Linked DNA regions of Homo sapiens: regions 2 and 3 are each linked to region 1. A link is a loop called in an ENCODE intact Hi-C map of the cell type or tissue named here. Cell type or tissue: heart left ventricle. All regions are shown on one strand. Links, peaks and the distances in the headings refer to the core of each region. The heading gives the core; the rest is flanking DNA.

What was found. A loop is a pair of places that touch in the nucleus more often than their neighbours do. Peaks named below come from ENCODE experiments on the same cell type or tissue, not always from the same donor. Only the 100,000 strongest peaks of a DNase experiment are listed, where the experiment ranks them.
Region 2: a loop joins it to region 1, with 2.8 times the contacts of the local background. A loop is called at or near these places in 31 of 110 quality-filtered maps.
Region 3: a loop joins it to region 1, with 2.2 times the contacts of the local background. A loop is called at or near these places in 16 of 110 quality-filtered maps.

The regions. Positions count from the first base shown.
Region 1 is chr2:39,509,763-39,520,244 of GRCh38, forward strand. It overlaps MAP4K3-DT (MAP4K3 divergent transcript), which reads left to right. Exons shown (of 6, transcript NR_037875.1): 4 at 6,652-6,779; 5 at 8,821-8,948. Among named protein-coding and RNA genes, the nearest start is that of MAP4K3-DT, 78 kb to the left of the region's middle. RefSeq lists enhancers at 2,346-2,640, 5,873-6,465, 6,466-7,057, 7,058-7,650 and a silencer at 5,564-5,784. In heart left ventricle, for the core only: a CTCF peak has its summit at 4,065 (motif pointing right); DNase peaks (open chromatin) are centred at 6,779 and 7,119; H3K27ac peaks cover 6,858 bases.
Region 2 is chr2:39,724,026-39,734,507 of GRCh38, forward strand. It overlaps a transcript of TMEM178A not described here. Among named protein-coding and RNA genes, the nearest start is that of THUMPD2, 50 kb to the right of the region's middle. In heart left ventricle, for the core only: CTCF peaks have their summits at 5,014 and 6,878 (motif pointing left); no DNase peak of the experiment used is centred there.
Region 3 is chr2:39,587,665-39,598,146 of GRCh38, forward strand. All of the region lies in intron 5 of MAP4K3-DT (MAP4K3 divergent transcript), which reads left to right. Among named protein-coding and RNA genes, the nearest start is that of TMEM178A, 73 kb to the right of the region's middle. In heart left ventricle, for the core only: a CTCF peak has its summit at 6,264 (motif pointing right); no DNase peak of the experiment used is centred there.

The sequences.
Region 1 (10,482 bases), core at 1,026-9,025:
GGGTGTAATAATTATCTGGCTCAGGAACATTTTAAAAATAGACAAGATGTTGAGTCCAAAGGTCAACGGGAAGCACGTTTGGGGGAAGAGGAACACACATTGTTACATGGGGGGTTGGAAGAGGAAAAGCAAGATTGAATGTATGTGAAACCTTTAAATCCACAGAGGAAAATGGATAATATGCAACATATGGTGCATGGTATAATAGCCTAATACACAGAATGTACACTATGTGTACCTAGGTTATTGTATTCTGTACCATAAACCTCAAAAAATGTTCGAGCAGGAAGGTATCCAGCCCTCCAAATCAATAGAAAGCTGCCTCCACATCCCTGTAGATATGGAACAGCTTCTTACTGAATGACTGTTAAATACTGAACCCAAGGCTGGGGCTGGGGCTGGGGTGTGTGTGTCCGTGAGGGAGGCAGAACCAATTTTGGCAATTCACCACTTCCCACCCAGCACTTTGGGCTTCTCTGTTCCCATCCCCAGACTTCTAACATTGTCCGCCTCAGTACACGGCCTCTTCCTCCCATGCAAAAACTCTCAGTCACAGGCAGGATGTACTGGGAGCTGTTTAACAACTGGCTCTCCAGAAAAAAAACAGAAAGCTCTGATTTGCAGCATTTTCCAATTTCTAAGGCATAAACACTCCCATCGCGGCTGATTGTAAATTACTGAACACAGAGTTGGGAGGTGGTATAAACTGGCCCCTGCTCACCACTGGGAATAAGTGGAAGAAAGCAAGGGGGGAAATAAATGGTGGAAAGACACTGTAGAGGGGTTTAAGACCTTCCCAGAAGTGAGGGAAAGGAAATCAACGTAGTGATGACCTGGAGTCATTCCTTTAACTTCAGTTACTATGATTCGGAAACATTGGTTATCTGCCTCTTCACGTCAAATGGGACTCTGCAGAGGCTTGCCTTGCTTCTTTGGCTCCGTGTGGCATATTTGGCCATCTTATTCAATCTATGGCCTCTTAGCTTCAATGTTCCTGAGAATGTCCTTATATTGTGGCTTTTTTTTTTTTTTTTTTTTTTTTTAGATGGAGTTTCGCTCTTTGTTGCCCAGGCTGGAGTGCAATGGCACAAACTCAGCTCACCACAACCTCCACCTCCCAGGTTCAAGTGATTCTCCTGCTTCAGCCTCCCGAGTAGCTGGGATTACAGGCATGCGCCACCATGCCTGGCTAATTTTGTATTTTTAATGGAGACAGGGTTTCTCCACGTTGGTCAGGCTGGTCTCAAACTCCTGACCTCAGGTGATCCGCCCGCCTCAGCCTCCCAAAGTGCTGGGATTACAGGCGTGAGCCACCATGTCTGGCCTACATTGTGGCTTTAAAAGAGTCAGAAACTCAGCTGGAGAAAAGGTTTTAGGACAGCAAGAGTGCCTTGTATTGTGTTGTGATAGAAACCTCTTCCATAAACATTATCTAGGCCCTGGAATGCCCACACCCACCTTTCATGGGCATGTCACACCCCTTCTTCCCTGCCTGAATGCTCCTGACCCCCATCTGGCCTCCTCAGGTGTTAGACACCCTGCTTCGCTGGCCACAATTCAAGCCCTCACCTGGTTTCCTTGGACTTCATCTGAGAGCTACCTGTCTTTCCTGAGAGAGCTCCAGCTGGCACAGAACCCCTTCCCTTGGGGATACTGGCAAATACATATCCAACTTGCCATAGGCACTGGCAGGAAGCTCAGACCTGTCCTCCTGCCCACAAGCACTGCCTTGAAGGCTCATGCTGGCTCTCTGAGCGCCTGATCCAGTGGCCTGGGTCCTCTGGTCACCTCCCAAGCTGCAGACCATTGATTTCGTTTGCAGCTCTGGGCCAGCGGAACCCCCCGTTCTCATCCTTCCCAACAAAGCACACACTTGAATTTCCCATAACTGCTCTGGTTGCTCACTTTTTGCTTTTTCTTGGAAAGCATCCAGGACGGGAATCTAGCTTAGTACAAAGAGCCTAAATTAATGCTTCTTAGCCTGCACAAAAAAATAATTTTTTGTTATCTTCTCTTTGTTGTCTAATCTGATCCAAGGTGACTTGCAGGAAAGAAATGCTTCCACTAGCAAGTTAAAAGTGTTCATTTTTGCAATCCTAATAGCTGTTTGAAATATAACAGCTTGTTTAGTCCTCTCCCCAGATGAATGTACCTTCATCTTTAGATTTATGATTTGGTTTTTATCTCTTCTGAAAATAGAGACAGATGTACTGGAAGTTCCCTTATCTCTGCCTCTCAGAACTGGGGCCTCTTTTCTGAGTTTTACTTGTCTTCTAGACACCCAAAGCAGCCACTAGTTAGGTTTATTCTTCTTAATTCTCATTTTCTCTCCATATGTTTTCTTCTCTGAGCCCATAAACACATCACCACTCTTCTTTACAAAGGCAGGGCCCCTTACATGATTTAGAACATTCTACATACTGACAGAGCCCTCCAGGTGGCTCAGCTAACTCACCACAGCTTTTATGTCTTTCCAGGTTAGGGAAGGCATTAGGGCCAGAGGTCAGCATGCCCTTCCTGCCAACAGACAGCCTTGCTCCACCCCACTGAGTGTTCTGTTTGGAGTGAAGGCCAAAGGTCTCTGGACTAAAAAAAAATGCCTTTAATTCAAGCCCAAGTTATAAAAGAAAGAATTCCAGCTTCTGCTGTCAGGCCTGCGAGGCTGGCCAAGCTGGAGCATCCTTGACCTTTCTTTTTTCCTTCAGCCGTCCAATGAATTTGTGTCCAATTCGTCCTCCAACCCTCCACAGACAGTTGCATTCTATGATGCCTCTGGTGATTTGGAAGGCGGCCGAGCTAGGCACAAAAATAGGAGCGCCTGAGGCGAGAGATTCTTCCAAGGTTCTTGGTTGTCAGAAAGATGAACATCACCACATGGTTCTAAAAGAAGAGATGAAAGGGATTAACATTGTAAGCAGTTGTGAGATTAGACTCTCCAAGTCACTAGGCTCCAGATGAAGCAGGAGGCATAGCAGAGAAAATCCTGTGCTGGTATCGGTAAAATTATGAGCAAGGTTTTAGAGGATTCATCAGAGGAAGGCTAAGTTGAATGGGCACTAATGAGCTGATGACTCAAATCTAGGAAGGAATAAGATCATAACAACCAAAGCTCTGCATGAAGGTGGGTGCTGTATAATTGTCACATCTACTAGAGACAGGCACTGGTCCCCAAGATGAGACTGGCTGGCCCCTTACCCAGTGAACAAGTTATCAAATACTTAACTAAAATAAGAACTGTGAATATGCCCAGAAGGATTCTTTGCGCATGCACTTAAATATGTTACTCTCCCTATCTTTTATTAAGGCCCTTGTTTGGAGAAGGGACTGAACTAGATGTGCGCATGTCTTAAAAATGCTTACGAATCTTGAGCCTGGTATAACGTAAACACTCAGAAAACACTTTATTGTTTACAGTATAGTAGGACTCATCCCGTCGTGGGGAGCTATGGCAGTGGCCTTGAAAAGAGTGGGTATTAGTACACAAATGTTCAGAATGTCCCACAGTACTACATAGTGCCCAGTTCATGGATGAGCTGCCACTCTGCTGGGACAGGCTTCATCTGTTTATTTCAAATGTATAAATGTTGGGTGTTCTCTTGGTCTTAAAAGGGGTTAGATGTAGCACAGGGCATTTATATTGTCATGAAATCAGTCTGAGAGTGTTGGATGGGGGCATTAATATATGAAATCAGGGAAATAGCTTTTCCCTCATCCTCTTCATCTCCAAGAATATCTTTCTGAGATATTCTCTATTGTTCTGCCCAGTGCAGTTAGGTCTTACTTAGTTTGCCTTGTAAGGTCATTTCAGATTTTAATCGCTCTCCCCATAGGAAGTTTTTCCTGCTGTTCTGCCTGAGTTGCCTTCTGCTTAGTTTTAGTCCATTATGTCTGTAAAGAGAGGGAGGGTTTTATGGGGCAAAAGGCCCAATCATCGTGGGAAGAATGAATCATTCCAAGAACAGTGAGATGGGCTGGAAAGAGAAGGCAGCGAAGGGGCAGGAAGTTGTGGGTGGAATGGGTTACTGAGAACAGCACCAAAACAGTCTGTCTTCTCTCTCCATTACTCCCACTAGGGGGTGCCCAGCATCCCAGAATAATCACTATTGTTAGGAAGTTGAAGTTTGATGTGTCATCTCCTAATAGAAGGGCACTGGTTTCTCCCTGAGGGTTTTCTATATCTCTGCCCTGAGTTGAGAAGAGATCTCTGTGTGTGTATGTGTATGTGTATTGTGTGTGCATATTTGTTTGTGTGTATGTGCTTGTGTATGTGTGGGTTAGAATCAGTAAGTGCACAAATGCCTCTTAAGCATTCATTTAGAGATTCTCAATTCATGGAAATCCTTAGGGATACACTGAGTTTTCCAGGACCCAGCTGACTTGATCTTGAAGTCAGTGGCTGGAGTAGTTGTGGGCCAGAAACATCCTCCTCAGCCCAGGAGAAGTGGCAGCTGATGTATTTTAATTACTGGGAGTCAAGAAGTTGTAGGGATAAGAAATGAGTTCAGCTGAGCGATCAGCTGGAGGTCAGGGATGGAGGAAAGACCCAGGGTGTGTGAGATTCTGAAGTAGAGTGGTGAACAGGTGTGGGATGGATGTCAGGGAGAGGTGAGGGTATCTGGAGGGTTTCCAAACAGCCAGGCCTTCAGGATGGCCACAGCAAAACTTCCAGTTCTGAATGGTTTTGTGGAAAGAACATGGCACCTGGATCTTGGAAGACATGAACTGAAATTTCAGTTCAAGCATTCTATAGCCATGAGACCTGGGGGAATTGGGGCAAGTTATTTCACATCTTTGATCTTCAATTCTCTCATCTTCAAAAGGAGACTAATGATACTAGGGTTAAGTGAGAATTTAAAAAATAATGCATATAATGCACTACATAAATAGAATCTTCTTCCTTTCCCTTTCTCCTACTTGGAAATGGCTGAGAGCAAAGATGCAGTTCTTGCATCCCATGACCACAGAGTTCTAGGACTGCAGCCCTGGGCAAGAGGTTCCACCTTGGCTGCTGGAGTTTTCTGCAACGAAGAACTTCAGTGAGTGTTCAGGGCATGCCTGCAGAACCCTGGTCCTTCTGTTTGGACCAGTGCTCCAAATCTGTAGGCCTTTGGGCCGTAATTTAGAAGCTATTTCTAAATTTTTGAAGGTCTTCTGTCTAGTCCTGAGGCCTTTAGTCTCAGAGAATTAAATTGTCTTACCCAGGGTCGGTCATACAGACTGCCAAAGCCTGGCCTGGCATCCAGGTGCAATGTTCATCTGTGTTACCAGTTCCTCCATGCTAACCTGACAATGACTCACAATTCCTTATAGCACAGTGTTCCAAAGTCTGAGCCACAGACCACCTGTACTAGTAGCAGCCGGTGGGCTTGATAAAAATGCAGATTCCTGGCTCCCTGACAGTCCCGTGCTATCAGATTCTGTAAAGTTTAAAAGTAATGATTTATAAATTTCCCAGACCCGGGTTATACTTTTATATGGAAACATAATGCCTGAATCTGACAGAGCGCTTTTTCATGGAGGAAAGTTGGGACTCTTGGGCAGACTTCCTGTTGCTTTCGTACTCTACAGGTGTTCCTGACCCTGGTATGTATACAGCCATCTCCGCCCTACCTACTTACTTCCTTCCCCCAGAACTTCCTAAAGTGGTTAGGAACAATTGTTGTGAAGGTCACAGCAGACCATTTCTGTGAATGCGAGATGTGTTGGTGCAATTTGAAAAGGTCAATTTGATTGACGCCTGAGCCACAGTGATAACCCAAGGCAGCAGCCCTGTCACTGCTAGCTCCCAACAGTGGTGGCATCTGCAGCCTCGAGCAAAGAGATTGTTTAAACTGATGGAGGGGAAGCTTTAGTTCTTATTTCTGGGAGATTGAGTGGCACCAGGAGAAAGGCTGATCACTAGTTGCAACTTCCTCTGTATTTACAATAGCGTTTGCTGCTAGTTTAGCTGTGTTTAGACTAAAGGTGGGGGCAAAAATTACCCTTCCTCTAAAGCTATGAACCCTGACCTCTCAGTCTAGAGAGAGATGGACTCTGGATATGTGGACAGGCTCTGCGAGATTCTTCCTGACAAGGGCTGTATGAGCCGGCTTTCAGAAGGAACTTATTCATGACGGTGGATCACTATTCAGAGAGACACACTCTTTCTCAAAGAAATGACAGGGGCAGCAGGGACCACATTAAGTTTTGATAGGGTCCTGCAGCTGTTGGGGCAAAAGGGTCTGCCTTGGCCTCTGGGGGTCTCTGCACTGCAGAACTGCAGTGGATGTACAGGGATTGCCGGGGGTTGCAGAAGGATTTTGCGATATGCATTCATGTCAGCTTCAAAGTGCCCAAAATGAGCGTGAAAATGCTGTCAGAAAGGCAGTTATTGCTACCTGAAGTCCCTGTTGGAACAAAGTGCAAATTAAATACTGGTAAAAGAAAACAAAGCAGATCATTGTTGTGTAGCAAATGTCACTGTCCTGTGTACCTATCTGGCCTACTGGCTGACTCCAGGAGGTGGGAGGTGCGACTGCATGGAGCCACGTTCGGCCTCCTACCTTCAAAGCTGGTTACATCTCTGAATGGGGAGCTGGTGAGAAAGAGCTCTCCTTGATAAAACATCATTTTTGCCCTTCCCAATCTATTCTTTCCTTTTCTGTTTTCTAGGAAGAAGAGGATTTATCTGACTCAACTGGAGATGGCTCCCTTCCCTTATTTATTGTTGCATCCTGAAGCTTCCCCCATGCTGGGCTCAGTGTGAACAAACAGCGCGGGAGAATGCAACCACTGCAGAGGTACAAGTTCACAGAGGCAGAGCCGCCCCTCGACTGGGCCAGAGGCAAAGACAAACCCCAAACTCTTTCTTGTCATTCATTGAATTTTGCTGAACCTGGAAAGGAAATAAATTCCAAAGGCAGGAAGTGACCCAGAGACCATAACAATATGTGAAAAGCTTAGCCGGTGCTTCCGCCCCTTTGTTTCAAACTATTCTAATCTGTGTCCCAGGAAGCCTAGCCCATGGCCAGATGGAGATCTGTTTGCAGATGCCTCCTGGCATCTGCCACTCCCGGCTGGTGACATTTGCACATTTCAGAAGGCAAACCTGTCCCAACATCTTCAAACTTCCAGAGAGGTGTAGCACCAGGAAAGTCCTTGGGTCTCTGGCTGTCAGCACCAACCAGCTGATTTGCTTCATCTGCAGCTGAACTGCTGCTGGACTCCAGCCTAGAACACTAGTGCACACCGGGTCTGTTCTTGAAGATTTGCAGATTCTGAAATCAAAATGCCCTGTGTTGCCAGAAAAGGCTGGCTCCCTTGCCTGCTTCATAATCCCTTCTCACCAGGCTTTCCTAAAGAAACTCAATGAGTCAGGAAGGAAGAAAACATGTCTGAGGGAGATCTGGAGGTGGGCCGTTCTCTATCATTGCTTCTGAAAATTCCCTTCTGTTTTGCAATGTGGGTAATGTTTAGGGATTTGCTTTTAGTTTTTCTCTGTTTCTTCCTCTGTCAGCTCTCACTTTGAGAGACCCTTCATTTACCACTCATGAAATTAGCTCTGCAATCGCAGGAGGCTCTCTGATGGGGAATTAGTCACTGTTGCAAAAAAGTTTAGACTTTACTTTCATCCCCAGGAGCAGGGCAAGAAATTGTTCCCACCCTGCTCTCAGAAGGAACCATCACTCAACTGCTCTGCTCTGCTCTGGCTCTGGGGCCTGTACTTTTCCTAGGCTTTTAATTTTTACTGCGTACCTTCCATCAGCCTTCTTACTGAAGGCTGTATGCCAGCTGATGTCTATGCACAGCAAGGTGGCTTCTGGGACACCTGCTTCAAACAGGTATCCAGCTAACTGCTCCCCACCAAACCCCACCAGGTAATTGGAAAGGAACTTGGAGTTGAGTGAATACCTGTTTCAAAATGTTAAGTAGATCAAAGTGTAAAGAATCCAATATATTTGTTGACAACTGATTTATAGAAAACCCCAGCAAGAAAGAAGGGAGAGGTTCAGCCTCAGGCTGGTGAAAATGAGATCGTGGGTAGGGCACCACTGTACAGCATTCTGGCATCAGACCTCTGTCCTAAGGTGCGAAGTCACTCTGTGCTACTATCTGAAATTGTGTTCTGTTTATTATGAAAGAGGTTTTCAAAAGTGTTTTGATAAGCTTGGATTTATCTCTGGAAAGGCAATATGGTCTCCATTACAAGACAGGAGCTTAATATCAGAGACAGGTTGTATCAATGTATGTAGCTGCTAGTAAATAGTAGATAAAAGAAGCTTCAGAAAGGTCGGGGGAGGGAGTCTTTTCTTGTTAGGAAGGAACAATCTTGCAGGGGATGTGAGAGATTTTCTCTTTCTCCTTTCCTCTGCCTATGGAAAATCAAACAGGAGAAAGCTAGAAATATGAGACAGAGAGAAGTAATTTCTCCAACTATTGACACTGGCCAAACAAGATAAATAGTTCATATTCTGATGATGATGACAACAGTTATGATGAGAAGATATTGACCCAGAGGAAGAAAACAAAGGCTTTTGATTTCAAGTTGTGTGTAAGCCCCAAAGAATTGTTGTCAGAGTCACTTTTATGATCTATGGGACTTTTGGCTACAATTATAAGAATTTAGCGTGAGTGAAATAAATATAATTGGTCAGAAAAATCAGTATTAGATTAAGACACGATTGAAAATGGTTAACCATTAGTAAGAAGTATACCAAATTACACGTATTTTTGTGCTTCTTTCAGTCTTGATCTAATTATCTGTTAAAAAGTAACATAGTTAAGAACTGTATTCTGGTTTAAATATAACACAAAGCAAAATATTTTATTGTGCTCTCTTAGGCATATGTTTGAGATACCTGGCCACTGGAGGTCATCTCGTCTACTATATTCACCGCAGATAAAGAATGAAAAGAGAATACACAACCTTGTGATTGCTAGCAGTGAAAGCTCAGAGTTATGACATAACAGTAAGTGTTATATTCTACATAACCTTAGGTTTAACAGAGGTAGTTACTAGATACTTAAAGAACATGCTTTTATTTTGCACAAGAGAAAATGGAATTAAAAATGGGAAAAGAATAGAGTCATGACTCCCAAACTGTGTCCTAGGCACCCAAGACTTTGCAGCAAACTTAGAGGGGGGCTGTGGCATAGTTTAAATATCAAGGAAGTATAGTGGCACTTGACATCTGTTGGATATCAACTGAACTATTAGCTCAAGGTAGTTCATTGTTCCAACATTAGATTGCGCTACATTTCTTCCAAAAATGTCCTGTCTTTGGGAAGCTGAGTTTTCAGCAGTTGTTGTAAAATGCAAGTACCCAGAGAAAATCAGTGTGGAATAGGAGGTGAAGGTGCTTGTGTCCACATGGGTTCCAAGATTTGGGAAGATATTTGGTGCCCAATTGGCATACACATCCCTTTTTCTTTTTTTTGGATGGAGTCTCACTCTGTTGCCAGGTTGGAGTAGAGTGGCGCGATCTCAGCTCACTGCAACCTCCACCTCCTGGGTTCAAGCAATTCTCCTGCCTCAGCCTCCCAAGTAGCTGGGACTACGGGTGCACGCCACCATGCCCAGCTAATTTTTGTATTTTTAGTAGAGACGGGGTTTCACTATGTTGGCCAGGATGGTCTCAATCTCTTGACCTTGGGCACACACATCCTTTTAAAAGTAACTGAGTATTTAAGAATGAAATAAATTTTTTTCTTTCGATTTATGTGTATAATTTTTTTCAAACAACTAAGTTGTTGGGACTTAACTACTGGATAAATGGAATTTTGGGTAGGTATTTCTTTTTGCCTAGGGACTCTGTGAAAAAATTACAGGGATACAAAATGCTGTGACATGAGACAGTTTGGGAACTCTGAATTAGAGCAATACAAAGGTAGATTTTAATGGTTCAGGCTCATTGGTCAGAATTAGAAAGTGGTTAGATCCTCCTCTCCCCACACCAGCCAGGACACTGCTCCCAGGATTTTTCCCTGTTCCCATATGAAATAAGCAATCTTAGTCTAAATTTTTAAATTAATACAACCATTTGGTAGACTATTAAAAGTTATATGACACAAAGCTTCTCAAAATATCTCCAATGCAGGACTTTTTTTTTTCTTTTTAATTTTTTAATCTGTCATGGACTACATGATGGTTAATTTTATGCACCAACTTATCTGGACTACAGTGCCCAGATATTTGGTCAAATGTTATTCTGGATATTTCTGTGAAGGTGGTTTTTGGATGAGATTCATGTTTAAATCAGTAGACTTTGAGTAAAGCTGATTATGATTCATAATGTGGATGGGCCTCATCTAATCAGTTGAAGGCCTTAAGAGAACAGAGACTGACCTCCTCTGAGCAAGAAGGAATTCTATCAGTAGTCTGCCTTTGAACTCTGCATCTCTTCCCTGAATCTCCAGCCTGCTGGTCTACCCCATCCGATTTCTTTGGATTTTGGTTCCACAATTACATGAGCCAATTCCTTAAAATAAATCCCTATCTATACA
Region 2 (10,482 bases), core at 1,165-9,164, 210 kb after region 1:
GACCTATTTTTGTAAGCACAGAATCTCTCCTTACGTGACTGACCTTCAAGAGACCCTGTAGCTTGCAGTAGCCTAAAGGTATGACAGCAATTTTAATTACCTTCTTGGCACTTCCCCCACAGAACATTATGAGAAATTCCCGTGTTACTAGGGCTGCTCAAAGATCTCTATTTAAGTGGGTATGTCCTCCTTACTTTGTCCTGTGACAGCATCCCTGACGGCATTTTTTAAATTATTAGATGAAAGTAATTATTTCAAAAAAAAAAAAGAGGCTATCTAGCCTTACGGTTAGAGGTAGGATAGCAACTCAAAGACTCATGAATTTCCGTCCTTTCTCCCTGACTGTCTTGATGTGTGGCCCTGCAAGAATGCTGGTAATAACCACACATTTAAGAAGCCTGAAAATCACTTTGAACACCTCTACAAACTTTTATTTCCTTTATCCAAGTTGAATGTGAACTAATTTAAAAAACATAACATATTAAGTTACACTAACAATAAAATAAAACCATCTGATGTGGAGTCAAAACAAGGAAACCTTCCAAATTTTTTTATTATATCTCAAGGAAAGTACAGTACTTCATTTCGTATTTTCCCTTTGAGAGACTGGTCGCTGTGCAGTGACTTAGAAAACACCCCATAACCAAACCAAAACAAACCTCAAGACAGCCTCGGAGGCATATGGAAACTATAATGGTCATCTCTCTTTGACAGCAGAGGAACAGAGACTCAGAGCATTAACCCAAGATCTCTCAGCCAGTCTCTGGCAGAAGGTTCACCTCCCCAGCAAAAAAGCGAGGTAGATTTTGAGGTCAGCATGTCCAAGTATCTATATTCCTGCAAACATGTCGAGCAGCCTCTACTTTACAGGACTCTGTGGTGACGATGGTAAATCGCTATCATGCCAACATGTTTCTCAAATAAACTGGACTTGGGAATTGAAATTAAACCAACTGTGAAAGGTAATCTGGGGGAGATGACGCATGTGATTAATACAGTATTGACTCAAGGGATGAACCAGTTCTTAAACAAAGAATTCTCCAAATAAAGTAACAGTTTAAAGAGTGTTCACAGGAGTAGGGGAATGGTTTTCAAGAGAAGTGAAATGAAGATGAGGAAAGACCGAGGGTGAGCTAGAGGGACAGCCATGTAGAGCCATGCGGGGTGGGACGGGTGAGTGGCCCTCAGAACCCTATCCCAAACACCCCTACAAAACCAGTTCCTTTGAGGAGCCAGATGAGTAAGAATACAATGAGTTAAGAGGAAATTCAGTACAATTTCATTATTCTTTAAAGCAATTAGCCTGTGGGTCTGCGATACGCCTACATAATCAAGAAAGGTGTCAGAAAATGTCAAGCTTTTACCTAGTAACGATTGAGGAGCTGGTTCTGTGTTGCACGATTCCATACATTCCAATATCACAAAGGAAGAAAAAAATCTTCCTTCAGGGAAAGACAATTTGTTCTTGTTTCCTTTTGACAATGGAATGCATGGATTTGGTCAATGCGGGGGAAACTTGGTTCAGCATTCTGGACTTTTATGGCTGTGTTCACTTGGTTGGCAGATGACCATGAAAAGTAACTTGTTTGGGATGTCAGTGGGTGTGGAGGAAATGCCAGTAAATGTGTGTTGAAGGAATGAGGGAATAAATGAATGACGCATCACTAAGATGGTGATCCCTGGTCTGTGAAGCCGACTTGCTGCCTCACAGCCTCTATTTCTCAAGGTTACTTTTCTTTTATTGTTCTCAGGCCTAACATACGATTGTAGACTCAAACTCTTTGTGTCACTTTAGGAGCAGGTCCACCGTGGCAAAATGGTTCTAGGGCCTCGGCAAAAATAGGGACATCTCAATACTGTGGAACAAAGACACATGTGGTCAAATGAATGACCAGTTGTGTTCACTTGCTCATTCATGTGTTCTTTGATTTGTCACATCTCTATAGAGCACCTAGTATGTGCCAGAGACTGATTTAAGTGCAGGGAATACATAGTGAATAAATCAAAGCTGCTGCCTTCAAAAAGCTGCCATTGTAAGGTGACAAAGGAAAAAAGTAAAAAATCTTCCTTCAGGGAAAGATAATTTGTTCTTTTTTCCTTTGTGTCTGTCTCAGAGAGACAGACAGTAATAAAACAGGGCTTGTGCAGTAGGTGGTGGTGATATGTGCTATGAACGAAAAATGAGGTGGCTAGGAGAATAGAGTGCTAAAGGTGAGGGGATGGCCAGTTTAGGGAAGCTGGCGTTGGCCTCTCTGATAAGAAAACATTTGCACAGAGAGCCTGAGCAATGCAGGTGTCCTGAGGAATGTCCAGGAAGGGTAGATAGCAGGTGCAGAGGCCTGGGATGGGAACAAGCTTTGCATGTGGCAGGGTCAGCAAAAGGTAGAATGAAAGTGAGAGTGTTGAGATGAAGTAAGAGGGAAACCAGGCTATCCAGCACCCTTTGAACACCTTTCCAATAAAACCCAAGACTTCGGGTTTCATTCTGAGTAAGATGGAAAGTCATTGGAGGATTTCAAACATAAGAGTGATAAAATCTGGCTTACAGAAAAACAGGCAAAATACCTTTGGCCCAGTGAATGAATTGTCCTTGGTTTCCATGTTAATACCCAGAGGCCAGTACTGGGCGTTTAGGTCTATCTGGCAAAATATATGGTTAATGTGCCCATTCTTCCAAGGTGAAGTCAATCTCACAAAGTGTAGGATACCAAGGGCAAGAGTCACAAAAAGGCAGCTAGCAGGGTGACCAAAAAATGGTAGAAATAATGTGTAAGGGTTGGGGGTGGGTAAGGAAGGGCCCTGGAGTAATTGCTGTCATTTGTTTCATCTCGAGCAGGCAGTTTCTCACTGAAGAAACTTAATGAAAACTGACAATATTAAATGATTGTGGCATTCAGATGGCAAAATTACACTTCAAATCTCCTGACTCTCTTGAACATAATTCATGGAATTTAAGATAAAAAGCTGAGCTCTTCATGCACGTTTTGAGTTGTTTCTTTAAATTTCCAACAATCCATAATTTTTCTCTCAAATGTTTTCCTCGACTCAGCTCATTTTTCTCTCTGCCGAGGTGTTCCAGAGAGTGGTTTCATCCCTCCATTTCCAAAGGTCAAGGATATTCCTCTATCTCAGAAGCCCGGACTTCTGGCTGGTATCCTCTTGCTCCTGCTCACATCCCTTTCAGATAGCTGTCACAGCAGCCATTCAGGCAGGGCCAGTTTACCAAGGAGCATTCCCAGAACCTGACATGGAGCAAGTACTCACTAACTGCCTGGTAGCTAAGTAAATAAAGAAGCAAATGAACAAATGAATAAATAACAAGATTTGAAAAGGCTACTAACACTATGGCAAAATATGAACATGCACTAAAAAAACTCACCTGGATTTCTTAATTAGCAAGATTTCTCTAAGACTTTGCATCTCACCTAATTTTAGTCCAAGGGCTTTCTTGCATAGCTCTCTGAACCGACACATTTACTTAATATCTAAGTGAGCATTTCTTCTCAAACCTCAGTTTATTTTGAATCCCTGAGACTTAGCTTTTTTATTTTTTAATTATACTTTAAGTTCTAGGGTACATGTGCACAATGTGCAGGTTCGTTACGTAGGTATACATGTGCCATGTTGGTTTGCTGCACCCATCAACTCATCATTTGCATTAGGTAATTCTCCTAATGCTATCCCTCCCCCAGCCCCCCACCCCTCGACAGGCCCCGGTGTGTGATGTTCCCCACCCTGTGTCCAAGTGATCTAACTGTTCATTTCTCATCTCTGAGAACATGAGGTGTTTGGTTTTCTGTCCCTGTGACAGTTTGCTGAGAATGATGGTTTCCAGCTTCATCCATGTCCCTGCAAAGGACATGAACTCATCCTTTTTTATGGCAGCATAGTATTCCATGGTGTATATGTGCCACATTTTCTTAATCCAGTCTATCATTGATGGACATTTGGGTTGGTTCCAAGTCTTTGCTATTGTGAATAATGCCACAATAAACATATGTGTGCATGTGTCTTTATAGTAGCATGATTTATAATCCTTTGGGTATGTACCCAGTAATGGGATTGCTGGGTCAAATGGTAATTCTAGTTCTAGATCCTCCAGGAATCGCCACACTGACTTCCACAGTGGATGAACCAATTTACACTCCCACCAACAGTGTAAAAGCATTCCTATTTCTCCACATCCTCTCCAGAATCTGTTTCCTGACTTTTTAATGATTGCCATTCTAACTGGCGTGAGATGGTATCTCATTGTGGTTTTGATTTGCATTTCTCTGAGACTTAGCTTTCTAGGTTACACAGGAAGTCGGTGTCTCCCTGGACAGCTGTCTGCTTCTTGAATGGTTTCCGAGTGTCCCTTTGATTCACTGTTCTCAGATCTACAGGCATTTATTTATTCTCTCCTACCAGGAGCTAGTTCAATTTAGTTCAAAAAATATTAATTGTTCTTTTCTGGGCCACACTCTGTACCCTATTCTGGAGGAGGAAAAAATGCTATAAAATAGTACTCCATTTATTTGACATCCTCAAATTTTCATAAATTTTCAAAAACTTTATAGTTGTATGCATTTAATATTAAAGATATTTTAGCAGAGACTAAAATCATGATTTAATTCTGCAAAGTACACCGAGATCATTAGTACTGCTACCTCTTACGATCTACATCACTGTCACTCACTTCAAGTCAAGAAATGAATTTTTTTTTTTTAACCCATCGTTTGTTGCATTTTGGTCACAGAGTCCACCCCTACACGTTTTTTCTTTTCTCCTAAAGATGTATGTAAGGCTTAGGCAGATGATGACAAAGACTGTATTATTCAAAATCTTTGGGAGGCCAAAACATTAAAAATGATTTTGGAGAGGGGTGCCAAATACTGATAAAATAGACAACTAGAAAATATGGTAACAGAAAAAATGCAAAACATTTGGAGGGACTCCACTGAGAATGAGATGTGCAGAGCCTGCAGGGCAGGAGAGTGCTTCAGTAACCTTGGTGTGTGGCACAGCGCCCCCAGCTGCAATCAACAGAATAACTCTAGGTTGTTCGGCAGAAAAGGAATTCATTAAAAAAAAATTAGAATGCTCAATAGGGCCAGAAAATTAATCTAGGGGACTACACAACCAGGAACACCATCCAAACCATACAACAAGATGGTAGTTTCAAAGATTCACTGCCACCCCTGCCGGGGATCCACACCATAGCTTGCACCATGGATATTGAACGCTGAATGCTGTCCTCTACCCCAGCTAGCCCCTGAGGCCAGATGCTTCTGCTGCCTCTCCCCCAGAAAGTGGATTCCATGGTGCCTGGTTCCTCCGCATAGCTCACATCTGAATCCAATTATCATATGTCAGTGTCTGGCCCCCATTCTACCTATAATATAGGTCGGAAAAGCTGGTGTTCTGGTTTCTGCCTTGGAGAGGTGGGACTCAAACATTGGAAAATACGATAATTCACCACTTTGATGTACCCTTTGGATGCCCAACATCAATATCTGTTCTTAATTTGATATTTAAACTTCCTCCAACCAACCAATATTCGCATGTAAAATATGCAATTATACTTGACAGAAAAACCTGCTCATCCTCTCCCCTTCTGACAAGGGTAACACATCCATGTCAAGAACATGATTTCTGGGTGGCTTCCATTCCTCCTCTAGTTCCATCTGATATTCTGTAAGTTAGGGTTTAAACTATGCGATGGAAGTCTTAAATTGGGAGGGAGTTGAAAGTCATCCTACTCTTGACCAATGGGAGACAGGAGCTGGTGGATATTCTCCTCTTTTGCTCCTTAAGCAGACAATTCTGGGTTGCATCCTATACAGGTCTTCAGAGGGGCCCTACAGGATCAGATCCCAGCTTCTCACAGTGGTGATCAGCTCAACAGTGCATCCTTGGATTACCTTTTTCCCTATTTCTCTTTTACTCCTTCCAGTCCCCAGCTCCCAAAATAAATTATCTCCAAAAAAACCTTCGTCTCATCTCGGGTCTTGGTAAGAACCTAGGTTAACACTGGGTTCTAGACATACCTCTCTCTGATTACTAGGAACAAACACTCCAGCCCACATAATTCAACCTGTTTATGTGTTTCTGTCCAGTGGAATCAAGGACCCAAAATAATTGGGTGGCAGTCTTACCTCTTAATTCAATGGTTTCTTGTTGTGTTTGCTGACAGAAGAAATCCTCTCTTGGGAATGATTTTGAAAGGAGGAGGGTTTCCACGAATGACCCTGGGTGCTCAGAGTGGATTAAATGGACAATGAGCAGCTGGGAATTTGGGGGCACCTCTTTTCTCAGAAAAAGGGGCTGACTACATTCAAGCTCAGATTCCCATACAACTGGTGGTTTTCCCCTTGCCTCTCCCTGGCAGGGAGACTGTAACATATCATGTGTCCCCAAGATCACTAGGTCCGTCAAGTTTCCCACGTGCAGGGCAGCTGGCTTTCTAGACAATTCCTGTAAAGAGCTGACAGACCAAATCCAGACTGTCTGGCACCAAGAAGCTTATGCATTCCCCTAGTGAAAGCTCCTTTCTCATGGTTGCCCTGTAAGAAAGGAGACCCACAGGCTGGTGGCAGTATTGGTGGTGGTGGTGTGGTCGTTCGTTCTAACGTAACTGATCTTTCCATGAGATGGAGAGACCAATGGATGGTATGGAATATGTCTTGACTTTTTATGCAATAGCAGACAGCACTGAAGGTTTCCATCTGGAACAAGAGGCATTGAGACCTCTAAGCCAGGGAGCCCAGACACTCTAGTGATAAGATGCAAACATTTTAATAGCGTAATTAGGAGTGATATAGTAACAGGTACCACTCTCACTTTCAGCTCTTGGGCTCTTTATTCTGACTATGGGAGAAATAGCACCATCTATTGGCTGTTGGTTCATAGCACACAGAGTATCCTGTATGGAGACATCTCATCTTCTCAAGGAGTTATCTTCCTGCTGGCACAATAACTGGGTGTTCAGTAAGCCATTCCATCATGCCGTAAGGCCTTATGGTGAGACAAGAAATCCCATGAGCCTCAGTCTCTTGTCTCACTGTCATCCCTGTAAAATAAGCTCTTTAGTGAGAAGCACTGTTACATGGAAATGAATGATAGTGAATAAGGCAATTTGTTAAGTTCATGGAAGGTGTTGTTGGCATAAAGAATCCAAATACAGAGTAAATAGTTATTCCAGTGAGGACAAATTATTGCCCTCTTCACAAGGGGGAGGGTCTTCAATATAATTCCCCTCCTGTTTGTAGTTGTTTTAGTCCATTTAGTGTTGCTATAATAGAATACTTGAGACTGGGTAGTTGATAAAGAAAAGTTGTTTATTGAGCCCATGATTCTGCGGGCTGAGAAGTTCAAAAGCATAGTGCCACATCTGGTCAGTTTCTGGTGAGGGCCATGGGCTGGCTCAAAATATGGCAGAGAAGCAGAAAAGTGAGTGGGTAGGTACAAAGAGAGCAAGAGAATGTCTAGGAAGCAGAACTTCTTTTACAACAGCCAATCACTGGTAACTAATTTAGTCCTGGGAGAGTGAGAATGAACTAGCTCCCTCAAGAGGGCATTGATTCATTCATGAGGGATATCTACCGACATGACCCAAATACCCCTACTAGGTCCAACTTCCCCAAACCATCACGTTGGGAATCAAATTTCAATGTGAGCTTCCAGGAGGACAAACTCAAGCTACAGCAGTAGTGTTATATTAAGTCTCTCAGGGTTGGTCACTGCTGCTGGAAATTAGTCAGCAGTGGCAGTGGCCACATCTTGGCGAGAAGTCCTTGTTGGGCCAGTGCATTGTTTCTGTCTGTCTCTGCAACCATTGTCTATGGGGCCACTGAGCAAGCACCAGGATGGCTGGGGAAAGGGTAGGGCACTGGGCAGGCAATCTTCCAACTACATATTTAGAACCTCCTACACAGTATGGCCTCTTGAGACCATTCCAATAGGACAAAAATATTCACCTATATTGGGGTCTAGTATAACATGTCCATCCACATTCCTCTTCCCGAGACCTTATTTCATGTTCCTGACCATCCATCTAAACTGATACTCATGAGGATGACATGTTGAGGATCTGCCTCTCAGGCCATCTCTCCTTCCAGGAAAAGTGTATAATGTGGACTACTCCAAGTTCTGCTCCCTGGGAGGAGAACTTCCCCACTTTCTTTCCTGTCTTTCACCCTGAGTGGGGCTGCAATTAAATTCCCACAGGTGCCAGCAAAACTTGCAGAGTCATCTGTAAGCCATATTTGACTTCTTTTCTCCTTGGTGAACTGCTCACTGGAGACTCCTCATGAGACCATGGCTATGAGGGAGGGGTGAGTGTGGCAGGAAGCACACTGAGAGGAAAAAGCACTGACTGCCCCTGCAGCTCATGAGTGCCGTCAGCCATGTGGAACTCAATGCTGATATATACCGCTCCCATCTGATGAGGATGTGCTGCTGGGTTGGGTCCATGCGACTTTTGGCTTGGCGTGTCATTACTTCAAGATGGGCAGCTTAGGTCATATGGTCACCTAGTGTCCCATGGTCAAGCCCTCAGAAGCAAGCCCCAATAGCAAGTCAAGAGTTATTTCCAAAAGGAGAATAATTAACTTGCATAGGAGAGCTTGGCTTTGCTCCAAAAGCTAAGATGCTGCAGCTGTGCTTCCTCTACTGGGATTTGCTGCAGGCTTCACACACCCTCCAGGTCTGCCCCAGTTGCTCTGAGCACCATCAGATCTCCTGGGTCTCTAAGGGCATTAGGGAGCTGCTTACAGTAGGGCTGGTGCAAGTAGAGAGCCATCTCTTAGCCCAGGCCTCAATTAACAGTAAATGAGTCAGAGCAGCAAATCCAAAGCTCATGTAGGCTGCCTTCAGATGCCACAGAGTTCCATCAACATCCGTGCCTTTCTTAGTGTTGGCACTAACATCTGCAGCTCCTACAAATATATGGTATTGCCTTTGTTTATTTCGGTAAGAAGGGGAACCTAAGGAGTGTGACATCAGCCCTTCCAAAAATCTATACCCTTACTCCATGGATCAGAAAGCCATTATGGGTATTCTGCAATTGCTGAGGGTAGCTATTCCAGCTATAGACTCAGACACTGGGTAAGTTACCGGATGGTTTGTCACTGAGAAAGTTGAAGTAGTTGAAAGAGAATTTCCACAGTCTACCACCACCACATCCGCCCACCTTCCAGCATCTGCTCCCACTTATAATCTGTTCTCTTACAACACGTATTTCTGTAATAGGCATTAAATCGAATATTGCTAAGTAAGGAGATGACGTCACTCTCATGTGGAAATTGGGTTGGTTCATACATGATTTTTTCTTTTTAGCATATTAATGCTTTGTGTCACCAGACAGGAGCAGCTGAACGTGAAGGATGCCAATGGAATGAGTTGAACGAACAAGGTGCGGAATAAGGCTCTTTATATGACGTCCATCATCACAGGCTTTTTCTGGTTCATCTTGGCCGCAGGTTCTGCCTTGGCCAGGCAGACAGTGCCTGTTGTGTAACTCAGCATCTCCTTACCCTTCTTTATGCCTAGTCTATCAAGGTGACATTGCCCTTTTCTTGGAAAGGTGAAGTCCTTATTTACTTACATATTTATTAGGAATATAATGTCTTAACTGTGCCAATATTTTCACTAAGATTGGTGTTTCTGTTAGTGTTCAGGTTGCAAAATTGGATGTTTGCAATGGTTTTCCCCAACCAGAATTTATGTTTCTTTTTCATAAATTGTTATTTTTAGTGCATAAATTTGAGAATGAAAAAATTTTTAGGAGCATATTTATCATACTATAGCTGAAATGTCTGTATGCTGTCTTCCTACCCGTAATCGTGAACAAATTATCATGCTCCTGTCTAAAGCTAATTCCTCCAATTGTGGACTGCATTTTATCCCCTTATTCAAGGACGTCGCTCTAGCACTTAGCCCTTTTTTCCTATTTCATCATCTTTTCGTCTTTCCTGGAATTCTCTTTAACATAAAAAAAAAGCTGCTACTTCTCCCAACAAATCTTTCTCTTGCTTTCACACTCTTTACCAATCTACTACTCCTATTTCTTTGCTCACCTGTTCTGCAAAACTAGTTGTAAGAACTGTCTATGCTCACTATCTCCAGCTCTTTTCCTATTTTTTCTTAAGCTCACTGCAGTCTGGTTTTGCTCCCCTTCCATTCCACCAAAAGCCCCATGGTCAAGGTCATGAATGACTCCCTCACTGCTAAAGCCAATGGTCAATTTCCAGTTATCTTACTTGGTCAGTTAGCAGCATTTATAGGGTTAAATACTCCTCCTCTATACCCTTTATTCATGTCTTCCAGGCAACCACACTAGGTTTTCTTTCTATTTCACTGGTTGTTCCATCTCAGTTTTCTTTGGAGTTTCCTCTTCTCCTGCCAACCTCTCAGTATGGGAGGAATTCAGGGCTCAGCCCTGGTCTTATTCTCCTATTCCCAATCCTTTGGTGATCCCATCCAGTTTCATGCCACCTAAAT
Region 3 (10,482 bases), core at 1,449-9,448, 78 kb after region 1:
TAAAATAGTGCCTGAACTACCATCTCTATACTATTCCACTATAAATAGACAAAGCAAGTAGCTGGGTAAGAACTCCTAAGTTATCCCTCTGAGCCCCAGACTTTCATTCCATAACTTTATCTTCAAACTTAGTTGCAATATGTGCCCAGGATGGGAAAGTAGCTTCATTTTGCAATCATCTATGAAATCTGAAGAAAACCAGGTCTTGAAAAAGTGGAATGTACCAATCCCCTGGAAGATATCAGAGTATCTGGTGCAGGTCACAGAAACCTCTGACCATCATAAATAGAAACTGAAAAAAGATCTTTATTTCATGGTGTAACCAGCCTGTGAGTACACGTTCAGACACACTCATTTTTATGCTTCCATTTACAGGGGTTCTAAACCCTATAGGCTTATGCTAAACTTCCACCCCCTTCCCCTCAGTTATTTCAAGGTAGTCCCCAAGGTGTTGGCTCATCACATGTGCTGAGAAACAAGTTTGCTCGTGTGATGCCTTGGCTTCTTTGTCAGGGGACTGCACCCTGAGTTGGCCCTCAGTGAGAATGGGACTCCATTAGGCACATCCATATTCTTCCCTTCTTAGGAAGCCAGAGCTATCCGTATGTGTGGCAGGGTTGGGATAGGGTGAGAAAGGGAGCAGGACCTTTTCTCCAGCTCTGCCTCTCAGGCTCTAAAGCAGCACACATGTGCCCAGCTTTGCTGCCATAGGGTTGGAGTCGGGGTGGGGAAAATGTTACTGCATCCTCGCCATTGTAACCCTATTTCCTGTCTTTCCTCCTAGGCACCCTGTCTCAGCACTCTCCCAACTTTGTCCCCAGGCAGTGAGTGCTTCATGGCCAGAGAGAGATAGGACTGAACCCTCGTACCTTCAAACATATCTAAATCTCTGGTGCAGTTCAGGTGAGACAGCCTGCTAAATAGAGTCACTAAAGACACAAGGAGGCCCTTTGGGGGACATTCATTATTTTCCTCCCATGGCAGATCAGCAACAAAAGCACATGAAGACACCAGCCTTGTTTTGACTGGAGAACAGATCTGTGCATGTAAAGAAGAAATAGCTTGATTGGGGTTAAATCAAAGCTTTGAACATTTCTTTTTTTTTTTTTGAGACAGAGTCTCACTCTGTCACCCAAGCTGGAGTGTAGTGGCACAATCTTGGCTCACTGCAACCTCTGCCTCCCTGGCTCAAGTGATTCTCCCGCCTCAGCCTCCCAAGTAGCTGTGATTAAAGGCACACGCCACCATTCCCGGCTGATTTTTTGGTATTTTAGTAGAGATGAGGTTTCACCATGTTGCCCAGGGTGGTCTCGAACTCCTGAGCTCAGGCAATCTGCCCACCTTGGCCTCCCAAAATGCTGGGATTACAGGTGTGAGCCACCGTGCCCAGCCCTCTGAACATTTCTTAAAAATGGAATCATGGCTGGACGCGGTGGCTCACGCCTATAATCCCAACACTTTGGGAGGCCAAGGCAGGAGGATTACTGAGCCCAGGAGTTCAAGATCAGCTTGGGCAATATAGCGAGACTTCATCTCTACAAAATAATAATAAAAAAAATTAGCCAGGCATGGTGGTGCACACTTGCAATCCTAGCTACTTGGGAGTCTGAGGCAGGAGACTTGCTTGAACCTGGGAGGTCAGGACTGTAGTGAGCCATGATTGTACCACTGCACTCCAGCCTGGGCAATATAGTGACTTCATCCCAAAACAGAAAACAAAAACACACAGGATCACGTTTGAAGAGATCTTAGGTGTTATCTAGTTCACCATCCTGTCTATTTTGATTATCTACTGTTTTGTTACAAACCACCCTAAAATTTAGTGACTTAATAGTGATTCATTGTTTTGCTTTTTTTTTAATATTTGTTTTTTTTATTTTTTATTTTTATTTTTTTAAATTTTATTATTATTATACTTTAAGTTTCAGGGTACATGTGCACAATGTGCAGGTTAGTTACATATGTATACATGTGCCATGCTGGTGTGCTGCACCCATTAACTCATCATTTAGCATTAGGTATATCTCCTAAAGCTATCCCTCCCCACTCCCCCCACCCCCCAACAGTCACCAGAGTGTGATGTTCCCCTTCCTGTGTCCATGTGTTCTCATTGTTCAATTCCCACCTATGAGTAAGAATATGCAGTGTTTGGTTTTTTGTTCTTGCGATAGTTTACTGAGAATGATGTTTTCCAATTTCATCCATGTCCCTACAAAGGATATGAACTCATCATATTTATGGCTGCATAATATTCCATGGTGTATATGTGCCACATTTTCTTAATCCAGTCTATCATTGTTGGACAGATTCATTGTTTTTCACAGTTCTGTGGGTTGGCTGAATGGCTTCTCTGCTGTTTTCACCTGGACTGACTTACGTGGCTGTGTTGAATTGGAGGGTCCCGGATGGCCTCATTCATAGGTGTCGCAGATGGCACTGACTGGTGGCTGGAGTGCCTTGGTTCTCCTTTTAGCCTCTTATCCTCTGGAAGGCTTCCTTACATGGTCAGTCTCAGCGCAGCACTTAAAGAGGACGGAAACTACAAGGCTTCTGGAACTCATACAACCACGTACTTGTCACATTCAATTGGTCAAAACAAGTCAGAAGGCTGGCCCAGAGTCAAGATGGAGAAATAGACTCCACCTCTTGATGGGAGTTGTTGCAAAATATCGTGGCCACTCAATCCTAGCTATAGCATCTCTGATGGTTGTTCAAATTAAATAAGGCTAGTGAAGGGGTTCTTTTTCTTTCTTGAGTCAACTTGTTTCATATAGACCACCCACAGTCTTTTCCTTTTGGATGAACACCCCTTTGGTTCAAAATAAGCATCAAGGACTCACGCATTCTTATTCATTACTGCGGATATGAAACCTGTAGGGGATGAATAAGGAAACTGTGCCTTTAGGACACATGGATGGAATAACTTATTTTGTCTAAGCTACACTTGAGCTAGATGTGCCTTCTGGGGAGGCAACCTTGTTCTGGCTAAGCTGGGCCAGTGTAGAGCTGAGGGGAAATAAAACATATGAGCTGAGTGCACCTGTCTCTGGCTTAGATTTTAAGGGAGAAAGAGAAAGGGGGCCCTTGAGGTTTCTGTGCTATTCAGCTGCAGGAGAACAGGGAAGTTAGTTGGAGAGGAAGCCCTGGTCCAGAATAAAGGGTGCCCAGGGCTAAAAATCTCAGGAAATTTTGTGTTGTCGTAAGTATCTGGATGGCATGCAGATCCAGGGGAAGCAAGAGGATACAAACATACTTTTGGTCTAGTGCTCTGTTACTCACAGTGTGTTCATTGGGTCACCAGGAGAATCTTGGGCCCACTGTGTTTTAATAAGATCACCAAATAACTCATCTGCTCATTAAAATTTGAGGCACACTGACTTAGAGAGCCTTCCCCCAATGGGGGGACTCATGTAAATCTGGTCTTATTTCTAAAAAAGAACTAGGTTTGGTACCACTCAAGGCTTTCTGGGAACAGAGAGGATGCAGCTTTACTGTCTGTAGGTACCTGTAAACCACGGCCCTTTTTTCTGAGCAGGGGTTTAAACTTTTTTTTTAAAAGCAGTTTTAGTGAGATATAATTCACATACCATGCAATTCACTATTTGAAAGTGCACAATTCGATGGTTTTAAAAAAATATTCACAGATATGTGTAACCACTACCACAGTCAACTTTAGAACATTTTCATGATCTCAAGAAGAAATCCCATATTCTTTAGCTATCACCCCCCTCCCCACTCTCCCATCCCTGATCTCCCCAGTTTTTGTAGCCATTAATCTACTTTCTGTCTCCATGTATTTCCCTATTCAGGACTTTCATGTGAATGGAATCATATAGTATGTGGTTCTTAACCATTTTTCTGGGTAATGGACACCCATTGAAACTCCTGGAAGCCATAAACCTGCTCCCCAGAACACAAATGACAAGTATAGTCACCCAAAATTTCATGAATATTCTGAATGCTTAGTTTAGAGAGCTGAGCCTAGATTAAGAACTCATGCCCTGTGGCCAGTCAAAGCAGGTAGTTGTAAGTGGGTCCTGATCTAATTGGAGCAACATTGACAGGGATGGGACTGCACAGGGATAGGTCACACAAGGTCATCATCACTCCAAGGTGGAAAGTGACTAAAGCAAAGGACAGGCACCAAGTGTTTACAGAGCTAAAGGAACTGTGTTTATAACACATAGTTTGCCAAGGAGGGGGAGATGGTGAACAGATGTGTCATTTGCAATTATTCCTAAAGATGTTAATTATGCAAATGAATCTCTGATTAGGGTTCTAAAAAAAGAACCCTATATATTATGGGGTGTTGGATGTGTACAATCAAGCATGCTTGCTGACTGTTCATCCTGGTAATCACTGTTGGTGCCAGATTTATCACCTGTAGCTCTTGTTTTCAACGTGAGCTGGAAAGGGGTTCTATGGGCATTTTCCAACTACAGAATATTAAAGTTGGAAAGTGATATCTGAGATCATGGAGTACAGCTCTGTCCTTGTTCAGAGGCAGAAACTGAGATCCAGAGAAATTATGTGACTTGTCACTAGCAGAGCAAGGATAAGAGCCCATATCTTTTATATCATTGATTCCCTTTCCCTTGCCTTATTGCATCAAACAAGGTGTAAGTCAACTCTCAATTTTCCCGTCAGGTTCTACCTGAAATCTATGTGGAGCGAGGGCCAAGGGAATGATGTGAACAAATATTTCCCTTACCTACTCAGCAAGTGCATGTGAGTGTGTGTGTTTGTGGGGGAAGGAACAGGGGGAGAGTAAGTGACTAGGATAACACAAAGGCTATATTTTATTTATTTATTTATTTTATTTTATTTTTTGAGATAGAGTCTCACTCTGTCACCCAGGCTAAAGTGCAATGGTGTGATCTCAGCTCACTGCAACCTCTGCCTCCCGGGTTCAAGCGATTCTCCTACCTCAGCCTCCTGAGTAGCTGGGATTACGGGTACCCCACCAAGCCCAGCTAATTTTTTTATTTTTAGTAGAGACAGAGTTTCACCATGTTGGCCAGGCTGGTCTTGAACTCTTGACCTCAGGTGATCCTCCTGCCTTGGCCTCCCAAAGTGCTGAGATTACAGGTGTGAGCCGCTGCGCCTGGCCAAAGCCTATATTTAGACCATGCTATTCAATAGAGTAGCTACTAGTCATCTGTGGCTATTTAAATTAAATTTAATAAAAATTAAATAAAATTTAAAAATCAGTTCCTCCGTTGCAGTCACATTTCAAATGTGCAGTAGCTACTTGTGGCTAGTGGCCACATTTCCGTCACTGTAAAGTCCTATTGGACAGGGATTTCTAGAATTTAGAGCCAGATTTTCTGAGTCTGAATCCCAGTCCCAGCCCTTATAGTAAAAGCTTGCCTGGGTTATTTAATGTTCCCAAGCCTCAGTTTCTTCTTCTGTAAAATGGTATCTGCCTCAGTGGTTTGCTATGAAAATTATGAATGTAAGTAAGAAAACATGTATCCAACTCTTAGCAAAAGAACCTTATATTTACTAAGCACTAAATAATGATTATCAGTAAGTAGCTTAGCTTCATGCTTAGACTGTGCAATTGGCTGGGCGCGGTGGCTCATGCCTGTAATCCCAGCGCTTTGGGAGGGTGAGGCGGGTGGATCACTTGAGGTCAGGAGTTTGAGACCAGCCTAGGTCAACATGGCAAAACCCCATCTCTACTAAAACTGCAAAAATTAGCTGGGCGTGGTGGTGCACACCTGTAATCCCTGCTACTCTGGAGGCTGAGGCAGGAGAATCTGTTGAACCTGGGAGACAGAGGTTACAGTGAGCCAAGATCGTGCCATCGCACTCCAGCCTGGGTGACAGGGCAAGACTGTCTCAAAAAAAAAAAAAAAAAAAGAAAGAAAGAAAGAAAGAAAAAAGACCATTCAGTCTCTTCTAATTGGAATGATGCAACTTGTTCTCTGGAAGAGTAAGAAGTTACTTGCCCGGGGCACTGGGACTCCAGGAAAGCTAAGTCGTGGTTGGGTTACAGTGGAAGAAGGTTGGGGCCATGGGGAAGGAGGTGGGAAGAGACTGGGGTGGAGGGAGGATGATCAGAGTCCTGGAGACCAAGAAGATAAAGTGGCCTGAGTTGTGAGAAGTGACAGAGAGCTGTGAAGATCACTCTATCTCACAAGTTTGTCAAGAGCTGGCCAGACAAATGCCTGTGTGGTGAAGACCTCAGTCTATCAGTCTGTGTGGCCCTGGAGAACACCTCACCGCCTCAAGTCCATTGTACTAACTGCTTGTCTGCTTGTCCACCAGAGGGAGGCAAGGGGAAGGAGAGAAAGGAATCTTAAAAGCCCAGCTGGTTCTTTGTTGGCAGCTCTGGTCAAGGTTTGCTGTGAGGGAAGCTGAAGTTTCCGATGAGATGAGAGTGCCTTTCACACAAGCTCCTAGGTCTCAGCTGTGTTTTCCTTGAACCCATTACCTCAGTAGAGAGGACCCTTCCAAAAGGCTGTGTGTTCTTAAGAGAGTCATACTTCATGGCCTCTCAGAGGGGCTAGGACAATTTTCACATCTGGCTAAAAGCTATGCTAGCCCCTAGCAACCCCAAAGCCCAGGTTCACAGACACAGAACACAGAGGGTGCGAGTGGAGAGTGGTGGCCATCACCCAGGTGATTTAGCCACATGGCTGGCCGCTCCACAGCATCGTTTGCTCTGCCAGGTCTCATAAAGCATTGTGTGTAGAACTGGGAGGAGATATTAAAAAAAAAAATCATTCATTTTGCCCTTAGGAAATTTTTCAAGTAATTCCAGAGCTATTGAGCCAAGGGCCAAAAGGAGCCTAGTGTGATAGAGGGGAAAGAATACCACAAATGGAAATGTATTTTTTTTTTAAATAGAGACAGGGTCTCGCTCTGTTGCCCAGGCTGGAGTGCAATGGCACAATCATAGCTCACTGCAGCCTCGAACTCCTGGGTTCAACTCATCCTCCTGCCTCATTCTCCTGAGTATCTAGGATTATAGGTATGTGCCACTGTACCCAGCTAATTTTTTTTTTTAATAGAGATGGTGGTGCGAGGGGTATCCCTATGTTGCTCAGGCTGGTCTTGAATTTCTGGCCTCAAGCAATCCTTCCGCCTCAGCCTCCCAAAGTGCTGGGATTACAGACAAGAGCCACTGGGCTCGGTCTGGAAATATATTATATTCCTTGGTCTGTCATTAATTAGCAGTGTGACTTAGGGGCAGTTATTGCAATTCTTTGGTCTCCTCATTCTCATCAGGGATAAATTTAAGTTGATGGACTAGGTGATTTTAATGTTCTCCTCCATTTCTAGAATTCTGAGATTGCAATTCCCATATGAGGAAGTGACTATGCCACAGAGGAAGATTCTTTCATTAGGGTTGTCAGATTTGTCAAATGAAATTATAAGACAACCAGTTTAATTGGATTTGAGGAAGACAGTAATTTTTTTAGTGTAAGTATATCCCATGCAATATTAGGGATATGCTTACACTACAAGATGATTTGTTGTTTATGTGAGATCCAAATTTAACTGAGCATTCTGTATTTTTTCTGGCAACCCCTGCCTTCCACCAAACATGTCTGCCCTACAGACAATGGAAGTTCTGGGGAGGGCATTTCTGCCTGTCTCTATCTTCTCACTGGCATGTCCTGATAGAAAGAGCTGACTAATCTGGTTGGCCAGAATTTATAACATTCCTTGGCCACATTTGACTGACAGGGAGAACTCTGTCTAAGGCAAAGCACTTGGCTTACCCATTGGGCTTTACTGCCTGGACACAGGAACCATGTGCTCTTTTTCCCCTCCCTCTGCCTTGGGAGAGCCCCCAGAACATGGCTACCCACGGGAAAGAGGTGGGAACTTCTCCCTTTGTCCTGCCCCTGCGGCCCTCATTCATTCCAATGGCCAAGTGAATGGACTTGCAGTTAGCTCTGCACGCCCATTGATCATAGGCATTCCGGAGCTCTTAGGTCCCAAGGTAGAGATTTGGAATGGGAGCAGAGGTCCCACTTGTCCTAATGTTTAATCTTTTATTCTGTAATCTAGCTTATACTAGTGAACGCTGAATTTGGAGGCTTGTAGGATGTTTGCTGGCCTAGTAATAAACTGACTTTTGGTTCCCACTGGGCTGGTGGATTTCCGTGTTTTCCTGTTTGACCTAGAAGGGAGGAGCTTTGATAACTAGGTCCCAAGCCTCTTACATTATTGCTTTCTCTACAAGTCAGACTCATTGGCCCATCTTGATTCAGCCTCACTGATTGTAAAAAAAGAAAAGAAAAAGTGGTGGCATGTGAAATCATTAGAATGACTAGAATAGGAGGACGGGATCAACTATAGGTCATCTTGGGATGACGTCTTACTTACTTTTAGGAATGATCTTGGAACTTTATGTTGTAAATAACTGCCTGCTATAAGAAAAACGATGGGGAGAGCCTTAGTCTTGTTATGCAGCATTTCCAGTTACAGAGTTTAACAATGAGATGCTTATCAGAAGATACTGCTGGAGATCTTTTGCCAGCGGATGCTATCATCATAGTTACTGGGATTTTCATAGCTCAGGCTGGACCTTTGCTACACACAGCATTGTAACTCCATGCCTCCTGTACTTGGCTTTCCTAAACTCAGAACTGATTATGACACAACACTGCCAAAAAGCTTACCCTTTCCTACAGAAGCAAGTCCAGACCCTGTAGCACGGCAGAAAAGCATTCCCAGGCTGATATGACATTTCCCGCATTGCCACTTTTCTCCCACTACCGGACTCCCAGCTCCTGGGCACACTACATATTCCCAAATAACCTTTTAGTGATCACCCAAATATTCTCCTTCATATCTCCAAGACTTTGTTCATGCTGGTCCTTTTGTTTCTAATGCCCTAACTCTTGTCTTTCTGGCAAACATTTTCTTTTCTTTTTTTTGAGACAGAGTTTCGCTCTTGTTGCCCAGGCTGGAGTGCAATAGCACGATCTCAGCTCACCGCAAACTCCGCCTCCCGGATTCAAGCAATTCTCCTACCTCAGCCTCCCGAGTAGGTGGGATTACAGGCATGTGCCACCACACCTGGCTAAGTTTTGTATTTTTAGTAAAGATGGGGTTTCTCCATGCTGGTCAGGCTGGTCTTGAACTCCCAACCTCAGGTGATCCGCCCACCTCGGCCTCCCAAAGTGTTGGGAGTTACAGGCGTGAGCGACCGCGCCCAGCCAAACATTTTCTTTTGAGTATTAATTCAAGTGTCAGCTCTCCAAAGACTTGTTGAATTCCTCTCTCCCTGGCAGAATTCCTGTCCCCCTCTTCTATGTGCTCAGACTCCACCATCTCGCATGGTGATGACTAGGCCAGGTATCTATTTCTCCCATGGGCCTAAGAGCTCCCTGAGGGCAAACAGCTTGTCTCATTCATCTTTGCATCCCCTCTTCAATGTCACAGGCTTCTCCTTTTCCTCTATCACAGACCCTGGCACAGCAGGAGCATTCAATAAGTGATCGTTGCATAAATGAAGACCTCAGAATATGGTCCAGATATCTCATATTTAAGTTGTTTTAATTAGGTGGTGTGTGTGAATTGTCAGATAAAATAAAGCTTCAGGGTGGAAATGATCGAATTGAAATATTAGTGTAGGAACATACTGCGGCTCATAAAAAACAAATAGATACTGTAATTTAAGAGTGGAATATTAAATCTTTATCTCAAAGCACAAATCAGAATAGTGCCACAGCATGAAACACTTGTAATAGGCTAACATTAGCATTTAGTATTAGCACGCAGTAATCCTTCCTTCTTTGGGGTAGAGAATGCCTTTTTGGTATCAAACAACATCTCATCAACATATGCATTATGATTTACGGGAGGGATTTTTTTTCCTTGTTATGTAAAATTCATCGGATCAGCAAAATATCTCTGTTGGCAAGTACTTTGTGAGAGGCTGTGAGACTGATCACAGGGATAAAAAGTATTTATTTGGTACTTTCCCTAAATGAAATCTGGAGTGATAGCTCTTCTAACATTTTATTTCCTTCAATATACATTGGGCATAAATTCAGCTCTCAAAGTCTAAGGACCTTAAGGGGAAAACCACAAAGCTAGAAGCACTCTAGTGAAGGAGCACTGGGCTTGGAGTCAAGATTTTAGTCCCTATTTTGTTACTAACCAGCTATGTGATCCCGAGGAAGTCCCATAACCTCTGAGGGCCTCAGGTTTCCCCATCTTTATATCGAGTGTTGTACTATATGATCTCTGAAGGTGTTTCTCTGCTCCATCACTTTGATTCCACATGCTCGTCTGCAGAGACAGATTTACTGTGACTTTAATGAAGCTGAAGCTTCAGGGCTCTTTACTTGCTCAACTCCTTCCAAAAGCCCCGAGAGAGGCCCCATCAATGTCTTTTACATGGTCATATATTTTTGCAAAGTTTCAAAAGTAAGATATTTTTTACTGAAATTGGTTAAGACAGCTGTCTCTTTCCACTCCCTCCTCCTCATCACAAATCTTCAGGTGCAGGTAGGC